Linked DNA regions of Homo sapiens: region 1 is linked to region 2. Evidence: chromatin loops called from intact Hi-C (ENCODE). Cell type or tissue: ascending aorta. All regions are shown on one strand. Each heading gives the region's core, and the rest is flanking DNA. Links, peaks and the distances in the headings are about the cores only. Region 1 has its middle 19 kb from the start of FEM1A. Region 2 overlaps UHRF1 (ubiquitin like with PHD and ring finger domains 1).

The links. Peaks named below come from ENCODE experiments on the same cell type or tissue, not always from the same donor. Only the 100,000 strongest peaks of a DNase experiment are listed, where the experiment ranks them.
Region 1: a loop joins it to region 2, with 8 times the contacts of the local background. A loop is called at or near these places in 88 of 110 quality-filtered maps.

The regions. Positions count from the first base shown.
Region 1 is chr19:4,807,772-4,813,138 of GRCh38, forward strand. No RefSeq gene overlaps it. Among named protein-coding and RNA genes, the nearest start is that of FEM1A, 19 kb to the left of the region's middle. RefSeq lists enhancers at 4,748-5,367, 5,137-5,216, 5,367. In ascending aorta, for the core only: CTCF peaks have their summits at 1,995 (motif pointing right) and 4,079 (motif pointing right); DNase peaks (open chromatin) are centred at 587, 2,030 and 4,090; H3K4me3 peaks cover 294 bases; H3K27ac peaks cover 2,868 bases.
Region 2 is chr19:4,909,609-4,914,947 of GRCh38, forward strand. UHRF1 (ubiquitin like with PHD and ring finger domains 1) reads left to right here. Exons shown (of 17, transcript NM_001048201.3): 1 at 1-47; 2 at 1,268-1,430. The coding sequence starts at 1,278. It also overlaps a transcript of ARRDC5 not described here. Among named protein-coding and RNA genes, the nearest start is that of UHRF1, 2.8 kb to the left of the region's middle. RefSeq lists a silencer at 232-751. In ascending aorta, for the core only: a CTCF peak has its summit at 2,358 (motif pointing left); DNase peaks (open chromatin) are centred at 433, 877 and 2,483; H3K4me3 peaks cover 2,463 bases; H3K27ac peaks cover 2,137 bases.

The sequences.
Region 1 (5,367 bases), core at 48-5,047, 100 kb before region 2:
GGTGGTGCCTGCCTGTAGTCCCCGCTACCTGGGAAGCTGAGGCGGGAGGATCGCTTGAGCCCAGGAGTTCAAGGCTACAGTGAACCATGATCTTGCCACTGCACTGCAGGCTGGGTAACAGAATGAGACCCTGTCTCAAAAAATAGGATGGGCATCAGAAAACATATTCATGTTTTGCTCAGTGAGAGAAGGCAGACACAAAAGGCCACACAGTGTGTGATCCAATTTCTTTCTTTTTTTTTTTTTCTGAGATGGAGTCTCGCTCTGTTGCCCAGGCTGGAGTGCAGTGGCGTGATCTCGGCTCACTGCAAGCTCTGCCTCCCAGGTTCACGCCATTCTCCTGCCTCAGCCTCCCGAGTAGCTGGGATTACAGGCGCCCGCCACCACGCCCGGCTAATTTTTTTATATTTTTAGTAGAGACGGGGTTTCACCGTGTTAGCCAGGATGGTCTCGATTTCCTGACCTTGTGATCCACCTGCCTTGGCCTCCGAAAGTGCTGGGATTACAGGTGTGAGACACCGCGCCCGGCCACGTGATCCAATTTCTGTGAAATGTTCAGGACAGGCTCATCCACAGAAACAGGAAGGGGATGCATGGGTGCCGGGGCTGGGGGGAGGCAGTGGGCAGTGTCAGCTGATGGTTCCAGTGCTGCTTTTTGGGGTGATGAAAGTTTCTGAAATTAGATAGTGGCAATAGTTGCATAATATAGTGAATACAGTAAAAACCACTGATGTCTCCACTTAAGAAATAACAGGACCAGGCGCAGTGGCTCACGCCTGTAATCCCAACACTTTGGGAGGCCGAGGTGGGCAGATCACCTGAGGTCAGGAGTTCGAGACCAACCTAGCCAACATGGTAAAACCCCCGTCTCCTACTAAAAATATAAAAAATAGCTGGGTGTGGTGGCGGGCCCCTGTAATCCCAGCTACTTGGAAGGCTGAGGCACAAGAATCGCTTGAACCAGGAGGTGGAGATCACGCCACTGCACTCCAGCCTGGGTGCCGGGGCGAGACGCCATCTCAAAAAATAAAAAATAAACAATAATAATAATAAATGCCGGGCACAGTGGCTCAGGCCTGTAATCCCAGCACTTTGGGAGGCCGAGGCAGGTGGATCACCTAAGGTCAAGAGTTCAGGACCAGCCTGACCAACATGGATAAACCCCGTCTCCACTAAAAATACAAAATTAGCTGGGCATGGTGACGCATGCTTGTAATCCCAGCTACTCAGGAGTTCAAGACCAGCTTGGACAACATATGTGAAACCCCATCTCTACTAAAAATACAAAAATTAGCTGGCCGTGGTGGCGCATGCCTGTAATCCCAGCTACTCGGAAAGCTGAGGCAGGTGAATTGCTTAAACCTGTGAGGCGAAGGCTGCAATGAGCTGAGATCAGGCCACTGCACTCCAGCCTGGGCGACAGAGTAAGAGTTGGTCTCAAAAAAATATGTATCAGAAAGAGATCATTCCAAGCAGGCACATATAGCTGCCCAGCCCGGTCTGGCTGTGTGTATACTGACTTCCAGAAAGAAATCCTCTGTTATTTATTCACATTTCACCGTTTTTAAATAGAGGGGACATTGGGCCGGGCTCGGTGGCTCACGCCTGTAATCCCAGCACTTTGGGAGGCCAAGGCGGGCAGATCACCTGAGGTCAGGAGTTCGAGACCAGCCTGGCCAATATGGAGAAACCTCGTCTCTACTAAAAACACAACATTAGCTGGGCATGGTGGTGCATGCCTGTAATCCCAGCTACTTGAGAGACTGAGGCAGGAGAATCGCTTGAAACCGGGAGGTGGAAGTTGCAGTGAGCCAAGATCGCGCCACTGCACTCCAGCCTGGGCAACAAGAGCAAAAACTCCATCTCAAAATAAATAAAGAAATAAATGGGACATTTTCTTATTTTTTTTTCTTCCTATTTTTCTTCAAGGCTGTTAGGCTCCCAGGGAATCTGGGCTTTCGTGGCCACGTGGGGCCGGCGGGCGGTGGCCACCAGAGGGCGCTGGGGCAGCGCAAATCGCAGCTGAGCCCCTAGAGCTGGGGACCTGGTCCTGCCTGGAGCTGCCTTCCAGACCTTCCAGACCTTCACCCATGCTGTACCACCTTCTAGAACTCTCTCCCCGCCCGTGGCTCATTCCAATGAAGGCCTGAGGTCTTAGCTTACTTCCTTCTTTCAGAAACTTCCTTTAATCTCCCCAGGCCAGTCTAGGGTCCCCTTTGGGGTCCCACAGCTTCCCCATCAGAGCCCCCATCACCCCATAACTGCCTAATACTGTCTGTCTCCAGCACTGGACAACATAGATTTCTTTTCTTTTCTTTTCTTTTCTTTTTAATGGAGTTTCGCTCTGTCATCCAGGCTGGAGTGCAGTGGTGCGATCTCAGCTCACTGCAAGCTCCGCCTCCCAGGTTCACGCCATTCTCCTGCCTCAGCCTCCTGAGTAGCTGGGACTACAGGCGCCCGCCACCACGCCTGGCTAATTTTTTTGTATTTTTGGTAGAGACGGGGTTTCACCATGTTGGTCAGGATGGTCTTGATCTCCTGACCTCGTGATCCGCCTGCCTGGGCCTCCCAAAGTGCTGGGATTACAGGTGTGAGCCACTGCGCCCGGCCTCTTTCTTTCTTTTTTTTGAGACAGAGTCTCACTCCGTAGCCCAGGCTGGAGTGCGGTGGCGTGATCTCGGCTCACTGCAACCTCCACCTCCCAGGTTCAAGCAATTCTCCTGCCTCAGGCTCCTGAGTAGCTGGGATTAAAGGCACGCATCACCACGCTCGGCTAATTTTTGTATTTTTAGTACAGACAGGGTTTCACCATGTTGGTCAGGCTGGTCTTTTAAATCCTGACCTCAAATGATCCTCCCATCTTGGCCTCCCAAAGTGCTGGGATTACAGGCGTGAGCCAAGGAGCCTGAGCTTTTTTTTTTTTTTGAGACAAGGTCCAGCTTTGTCACCCAGGCTGGAGTGCAGTGACACCATGATATCTCACTGCAGCCTTGACTTCCTGGGCTCAAGGGATCCTCCTGCTTCAGCCTCCCAGTAGCTGGGACAGCAGGTGGGTGCCACCAAGCCTGGCTTTTTATTTCATTATTTCATTTCATTTCATTGAGACAGGATTCTCACTGTGTTGACCAGGCTGATCTCAAAGTCCTGGCTTCATGTGATCCTCCCACTTCGGCCTCCCAAACTGCTGGGATTACAGACGTCAGCCACCGTGCCCGACCCTCAGGGCATTCAAAATGACCCTGCTTTACAGATCTACAGGAGGTATGTGGAGACAGCTGGGAATGGGAGTTCCAGACGTGAGGTCTATGGTACAAATGAGGAAGATGAGGCCCAGAAAAAGGCTGCCGGCCGGGCGCGGTGGCTCACGCCTGTAATCCCAGCACTTTGGGAGGCCGAAGCAGGTGGATCACCTGAGGTCAGGAGTTCAAGACCAGCCTGGCCAACATGAGGAAACCCTGTCTCTACTAAAAAAAAAAAAAAAAAAAAAAAAAAAAATTTAGCTGGATGTGGTGGTGGGTGCCTGTCATCCCAGCTACTCAGGAGGCTGAGGCAGGAGAATTGCTTGAACCCAGGAGGCGGAGGTTGCAGTGAGCCGAGATTCCACCATTGCACTCCAGCCTGGGCAAGAAGAGTGAAACTCTGTCACAAAATAGAAGAAGAAGAAAGAAGAAGAAAGAAGAAGAAGAGGAAGAGGAAGAGGAGGAGGAAGAGGAAGAAGAAGAGGAAGAGGAGGAGGAGGAAGAAGAAGAAGAAGAGGAAGAGGAAGGCTGTGTCTTGCCCCAAGTGCCACACTATCTCAGGGAGAAGCAGGGGCTTGAACCCGCTGTTCCTGCTGCCGAGGCCAGCCTGGCTGACCTGGGACAAGTGAAGGTTCCTGGGCCGAATTCTTTTTCAGTCACTTTAAGGAACAGGAAAGGGTCCTCTGAACTGGGCAGGCCCTGAATGTGCCCACATCTCCTCTGCTCTTGTCTCTACCTGGTCCAGCCCCAGCCAACATCACTCACCCAGACCAGTGCAGTCGCCTCCACCCTGGTGCCCCAGCATCAGCCCTGGCCCACCAAGGTCTGTCCTCCCTGCAGCGGCCACCAGAGGGCACCTGTGAGCACTGGAGTCAGGTCCTGTCCCTCCTCTGCCCACAGCCCTGCATGGCTCCCACCCGCCTGGGGGTCAAAGCCCAAGACCTCCCCATGACCCACCAGGCCCTGCTTAACCTGCCCCATCCCCTTTTCGCCCTCCCCTCCTCCCTCTCTGCCCGTCGCTCACTCTGCTCCAGCCTCCTCGCTGTTCCTCCAACACACCAGGTGCCATCTGCCCCCAGGGCCTTTGCATGGGCTGTGCCCTCTGCCTAGAAGGTCATTCCCACTTTCACCTCCAGCTCTTCCCATGACTGACTCCTTTTCTTCCCCCCAGGTCTCAACTCCAACACCCCCTCCTAGAGAGCCCCTTCGGCCACCCCTGCTGAAATTCTTTCTCCTGAGACACTCCCACCACCACTTCTTTTTTTTTTTTTGAGACGGAGTCTCGCTCTGTCGCCCAGGCTGGAGTGCAGTGGTGCGATCTCGGCTCACTGCAAGCTCCGCCTCCCGGGTTCACGCCATTCTCCTGCCTCAGCCTCCCGAGTAGCTGGGACTACAAGTGCCCGCCACCACGCCCGGCTAATTTTTTGTAGTTTTAGTAGAGACGGGGTTTCACCGTGTTAGCCAGGATGGTCTCGATCTCCTGACCTCATGATCCGCCCGCCTCGGTCTCCCGAAGTGCTGGGATTACAGGCGTGAGCCACCGCGCCCGGCCTGTTTTTTGTTTTTGAGACAGAGTTTTGCTCTTGTTGTCCAGGCTGGAGTGCAATAGCCCCATCTCAGCTCACAGCAACCTCTACCTCCTGGGTTCAAATGATTCTTCTGCCTCAGCCTCCCAAGTATCTGGAATTACAGGCGCGTGCCACCACGCCTGGCTAATTTTTTGTATTTTTAGTAGAGACGAGGTTTCACCCTGTTAGCCAGGATGATCTCGATCTCCTGACCTCATGATCCGCCCGCCTCAGCCTCCCAAAGTGCTGGGATTACAGGGGTGAGCCACCGCACCCAGCCCGAAGGCTCTTCACTTTCTGAAACTATTTTGCTTTCTTCTTTTATAATTTGTTTACTATTCCTTCCTCTCCTCCCCTACGGAAATGACAGCCAATGACTAATCACTTCTGTCTGCTGTCTGGGACAACTCCCAGCACACAGTAGGCGCTGGATGAACGTTGGTCAAATGAAGGAATAGCCAGTTCACTGCCCCTGCTCAGGTATTTGCAGCTGGTTCCGGCCTGGATGGTCCGAAACCCTTTGTTGGGAACAACCTCACTGCACCCTGGAATCTCATCTC
Region 2 (5,339 bases), core at 340-5,339:
CCGGGCCACGCGCGCAGGCAGACAAGCTGTTCGCGGCGACCGGAGAGGTGAGCGGGCGGGCCGGGTCGGGGTGCCAGCCCGGGCCGGGCGCACGGGGCTCGGGAACTTTGCAAAACTTTCCCGCGCGGCCAGCCCGGGCGCACGCATGTCCCGCACTCTGTCCCGGGATCCAGGGCCTCCCCTTCCACCTAACCCTCGGGAATCGTTCCCCGGCACACATCCGGCTGGAGCCGGGACCAGCGCTGCGTCCCCGGAGCCCGGCGGGGGGTCGAGCGCGCCGGGTGGGGGAGGGCCTGGCGAGCCGCCGGGGAGGATGTCAGGCTCCGCGCCTGCGCGCGGGGCGCCCCGCGATTCAATTGTCGCGCCCGAGCCCGATTTCGCGCGCCCTGAGTTCCCCGGGAGCATCTGGGCCAATGGGGAGCGAGCGGGGCGGGGCGGCCGGGTGCTGCGGAGCCAATAAGAGGCGGCTCAAGTGAAGGGGGGCGGGACTTGACGAGCGGGGGCCCCCTCTGTAGTCCCGGCGGCGGGGGTGGGCGTGGGCTCGCTGGCGCGACCCGCGCGGGCCAGTGGGAGTGCGGGAGGGACGCCGAGGGTCCAGGGTTTGGAGGGGCGCGAGCTGCCGGGGGTTGGAGGTCGAGGTGAGTCGCGGGGCGCGCGCGCTCGCGGGTGGCCGGGACGGGGCGGCCGGTTACCATGGCCACCGCGGGGCGGGCCCGGTCGCGCACGCGCGCGGGGGGGGCCGGCAAGGAGGGGGGGCGTGGGCACCGAGGGGTCCCGGGGTCCGCGGATCTCGGGTGGGGTTTTTCCCTCTCAGTGGCACTTGGTTGAGTTCCCCCGGGACTTCTGAAGTTCCGGCCCGCGCTGGACTTCTGGGATTCCCTCTTCCGTAAATAGGAATCCGAGGAATGAATGAATCAATGAATGAATGAATAAACGAACCAACTCGGCCACTTGGCCCGGGCCTCCTTTCTCCTCTGGTCGTGGGGAAGGAGGGATGGGTTGGACCTTCTGCTTTTCTTTCAATTCCCTCTTTTCATTCTCCTTCCTCCTCAATCTTCAACACTTGGCTAGTCGTTAATGCCTTAAGTGCTTAATTTGTTGTGTCTGGTCCTGGCCAGGGTCTGGCTGTACAGGAGGACTGGAAGGGCATCCTGGGAGTTTCCTGGTGTCCACAGGCCGGACAAAAGCAACCCCGACTCCTTAGAGCATGGCATGGCTCAGAGGTGCTGGTAAAACTGATGGGGGTTTTTGCTGTCCCTCCCCTCAGCGCCGACACCATGTGGATCCAGGTTCGGACCATGGACGGGAGGCAGACCCACACGGTGGACTCGCTGTCCAGGCTGACCAAGGTGGAGGAGCTGAGGCGGAAGATCCAGGAGCTGTTCCACGTGGAGCCAGGCCTGCAGAGGCTGTTCTACAGGGGCAAACAGGTACACCCGCCGCCAGCACCTTTGTTCTATGCCTGGTCCAGGCCTCGCGCCTCTGCAGCCACCAGCCGATACTTTCTCCCTCCCACCTCCCCCCCCAACAACCTCGTCCGGTCCCACTTCATCTCTCCCGGAAGGAGAAGTCCACAGAAACCTCAAATGCCTGCGAGAGGAAGGAACAAAGGGAGGACTCACAGATTGACACGCTGGGCTGGCGGCTGGCCCTCGAATCTATAGGGTCTGGGCTTTTAAACTTCTTTTTTCAAAGCTCCGCCTCAAAATAATGGCTAGAGAAAGAAGTTTTGGAGGTGGCCGATGGAAGGCTGAGGAATTTTCGAGAAAGGGCCCAGGACCATCTGGTAGCTAGGACGGAGGGGACCAGGTTTTCTTTTTTAAACATCCACCACCAATTGCTCTCAGCCTGTACCGGTTAAGCATCAGACCCTGCGAGTGTTTGTTTCTAAAAATTTGGATTAGCTTATTCAGAGTCTGGAGATGGCGCTTGCTAATCAGGAATTTCCGCCACCCTGAGCCTGCTGTGCTGCGGCTGCTGCTGACCTGGGGCGTGTGGTCCCCGAGGGGTCCACCGACCCTCGTCTCTTTCTCTGTTCTGTCTCCAGCCCCTCGTTGCATTTAAAATGTCCCCCTTTGATTTCATAGCTGCCACGTTTGGGGCGCTCCCTCCATTGGCACCTGGGGGTGGAGGTGCTACTTTGGTTGGTGTTTTTGTGGGGGACTGTGGGACCTACTGGGAGTGGGGTTTCCCGGCAGGATGAGACAGTGTGATCGAAGGTGTAGGTCCCATCTGCTGGAGTTGGTTGGACCGTGGGGACGGGCGTAGACTACTGGAACTGGATTAAAAGTCGTCAGTTGAGCTGCGTGTACCCCACTGTGTTGTTGTTGGATTTTGAACCGGGTACTGCTGCCATCTGGTGTCTAGGTTGGAAAATAAACACTGCGCCCGGCCAGGGGTTTTTGGGGGCTGGGAGGATCATGCCTGCTCACTCCAGATGAGACCTGATGATTAATTTCTCTGGCTTGCATGCCATAGGAGACCTTCATTAGCCCTCTTCCCGTAAGAGACGTGATGACTTGAGTCTTAAGAATCTGAGTTAACCCGCCCTGCCCCGGGAGGAGGCGATCTGGAGAACTTGGGGAGTTGACGGTGCAAGCCGCGTGTGTGCAGAGAAGAGGCAGGGCCGGGCTCGACAGAGGAGCTCCGCCTGGCGCTCTCTTCCTCCCTCCTCCTATGATGCGTGCTCCCTTTGTGGCATCCAAACTGATTTTGATTTGCCACTCAGCCTATTGGGTCAGCACAGAAGGCTTCATTTCACAAAGAGTTTCTGAAGCCTGCAAGGACCTTCTAAGTTCACAGCGTAGGTCAGTGGCGGGTTGGACTCTCATGCTCCCAAGTTCAGGAGAGGAGATAATGCTGAGTATCCACTCTATGCCAGCCACCGAGCTAGCATTTTAACTTTTGCATTTCAACCATGCAGGAATGGGAAAACACCTAGACACACCTGCCATGTAGATTTCACCATCGGTATTCTGACTTATTAGGTTTATCTTGAAGCGCTCTGTCTTTCTCTCTGCCCGCCAATCCATCTTTTTGGGATGCATTTCAAAGTAAGTTGCAGACACCAGTCCACCTTTCCCTTATTACTGCAGCACACCGTCAGTACCTAGAGCTCAGTATTTGTTTTTGGTTCTGTTTTCATTGATTTTTTTTGTTGTTGTTCCTATTTGAGACAGGATCTCACTCTGCCCAGGCTGTGTTGCAGTGGCACGATCACAGCTCACTATAGCCTCAGCTTCCTGGGCTCAAGCAATCCTCCAGCCTCAGCCTCCCAAGTAGCTAGGACTATAGGCATGCACCACCATGCCTGGCTAGTTTTTGTATCTTTTGTAGAGATGGGGTCTTATTATATTGCCCAGGGTGGTCTCCTGGGCTCAAGTGACCCTCCTGCCTTGGCCTCTCAAAGTTTTGGGGTTACAGGCGTGAGCTACAGTGCCGGACCTAAAAGCTTTGTCTATAGTGAAACAGATGTTAGACAGACTGAATAATTTTGACAAATGTCTACATCCATGCAACCCAAAACCCCTATCTCCCCTCATTTGTAACATAATACTTGAGTCATACAATAGTGTCTGTCACATTTCTAAGTTTAGTGTGACAATGACAGGAACACGTATGTTAATTAGACATGTACATTGTGCTTTTTTTTTTTTTTTTTTGAGATGGAGTTTCATTCTTGTTGCCCAGGCTGGAGTGCAGTGGCTCGATCTGGGCTCACTGCAACCTTCATCTCCCAAGTTCAAGCGATCCTCCTGCCTTAGCCTCCCAAGTAGCTGGGATTACAGTCACCCACCACCACGCCTGATTAATTTTTTGTATTTTTAGTAGAGACGGAGTTTCACCATGTTGGCCAGGCTGGTCTTGAACTCCTGACCTCAGGTGATCCACCTACCTCCGTCTCCCAAAGTGCTGGGATTACAGGTGTGAACCACTGCACCCAGCCACGTACATTGTGCTTTTAATTGTCAGGATGTCCGCAGTGATGACACCTGGCCCTAGCCTTGCCGGAACTCACCCGGACTGAACAGGGAGCTGGGATTGGAACCTGGGATTTTGGTTTCTGAGACTGGGCTCTCAACACTGAATTTCGTCTCCCAGGTCAGCTCTGGTAGTTATGAAAAGATTCAGTGTTCCTGTGTAACCTTCATAACCGCCTCTTAGTTCCCTTACCCTGTGGCTGTTTCCCATGCAGTAGCTTTTTTTTTTTTTTTTTTTTTTGGAGACAGTTTCGCTCTTATTGCCCAAGGTGGAGTGCAATTGCGTGATCTCGGCTTACCTCAACCTCCACCTCCTGGGTTCCAGCGATTCTTCTGCCTCAGCCTCCCGAGTAGCTGGGATTACAGGTGTGCGCCACCATGCGCAGCTAATTTTTTTTGTATTTTTAGTAGAGATGGGGTTTCTCCATGTTGGTCAGGCTGGTCTCGAACTCCCGACCTCAGGTGATTCACACCCCCCTCCCCCACCTTGGCCTCCCAAAGTGCTGGGATTAGAGGTGTGAACCGTCGCATCCGGCCCCCATGCAGTAGCTTTTAAGAGATCGTGTCGTTGCTTCTGTCTTCCGGGCCACAGAGAGGTGATGCAGTTTCCCCACTTGCATGGCTGGGAAAGTGAGCTGGCAGCAGGGAGGTTTGGACAGTGGCGGGAAGGCGGGACAGAGGCACACAGCAGCACCTCCCAGAGCGTGAAGTCTGCAGGCACCCAGGCTAACGTGATAGAAAGCAACACAGTTCCCGGTGGGCACAAATGGGCAGTTGTCCTTATAGAATGTTCTAGAGTGTTCACAGTCTTTTTTTTTCCCTGTTTAAAGAAACCTGGCCTAGCAGCCCAAGGTCTGCAGTGAAGTTGATGGAGACCCCAGAGCAGAACAGAGTTGGGTCTGTCTCGGAATATGGAGGATCTCGTGGTGGTCTCACTTGGGCTGAATAGGGTGACAGTGATGTCACTTGATGGGCGGGAACGCAGGGAGCTGATCGAGGGCAGTGACTTTGGGCAGACGGCCCAGCCTAGGCAACGGGAGAGGCATCTGCGGCCCCCACCCCTCAATCTTTTTTTTTTTTTTGGCTGCACATCAAAATAACAATAGCTGTCTTTTGCGGCACCTTTAACCTGCTCGGGTACAACGCTCTGCACTGTACATAATCTTTTCAGCATCCCTGGCCCGCGACTCGCCAGCTCCCACATCATCTTATTTTAGATAGGGCTAATACCCACCACGCTGCAGCGCAGTGCGAATTCAATGAGGTTGTGGATTTGAAGGGCGGAGTGAGCCCTGTGCCAGGCTCACAATGAAAGCGAAATCAATCTCTTAGCACAGGGCCTGTCCCGCTCTGCACTGT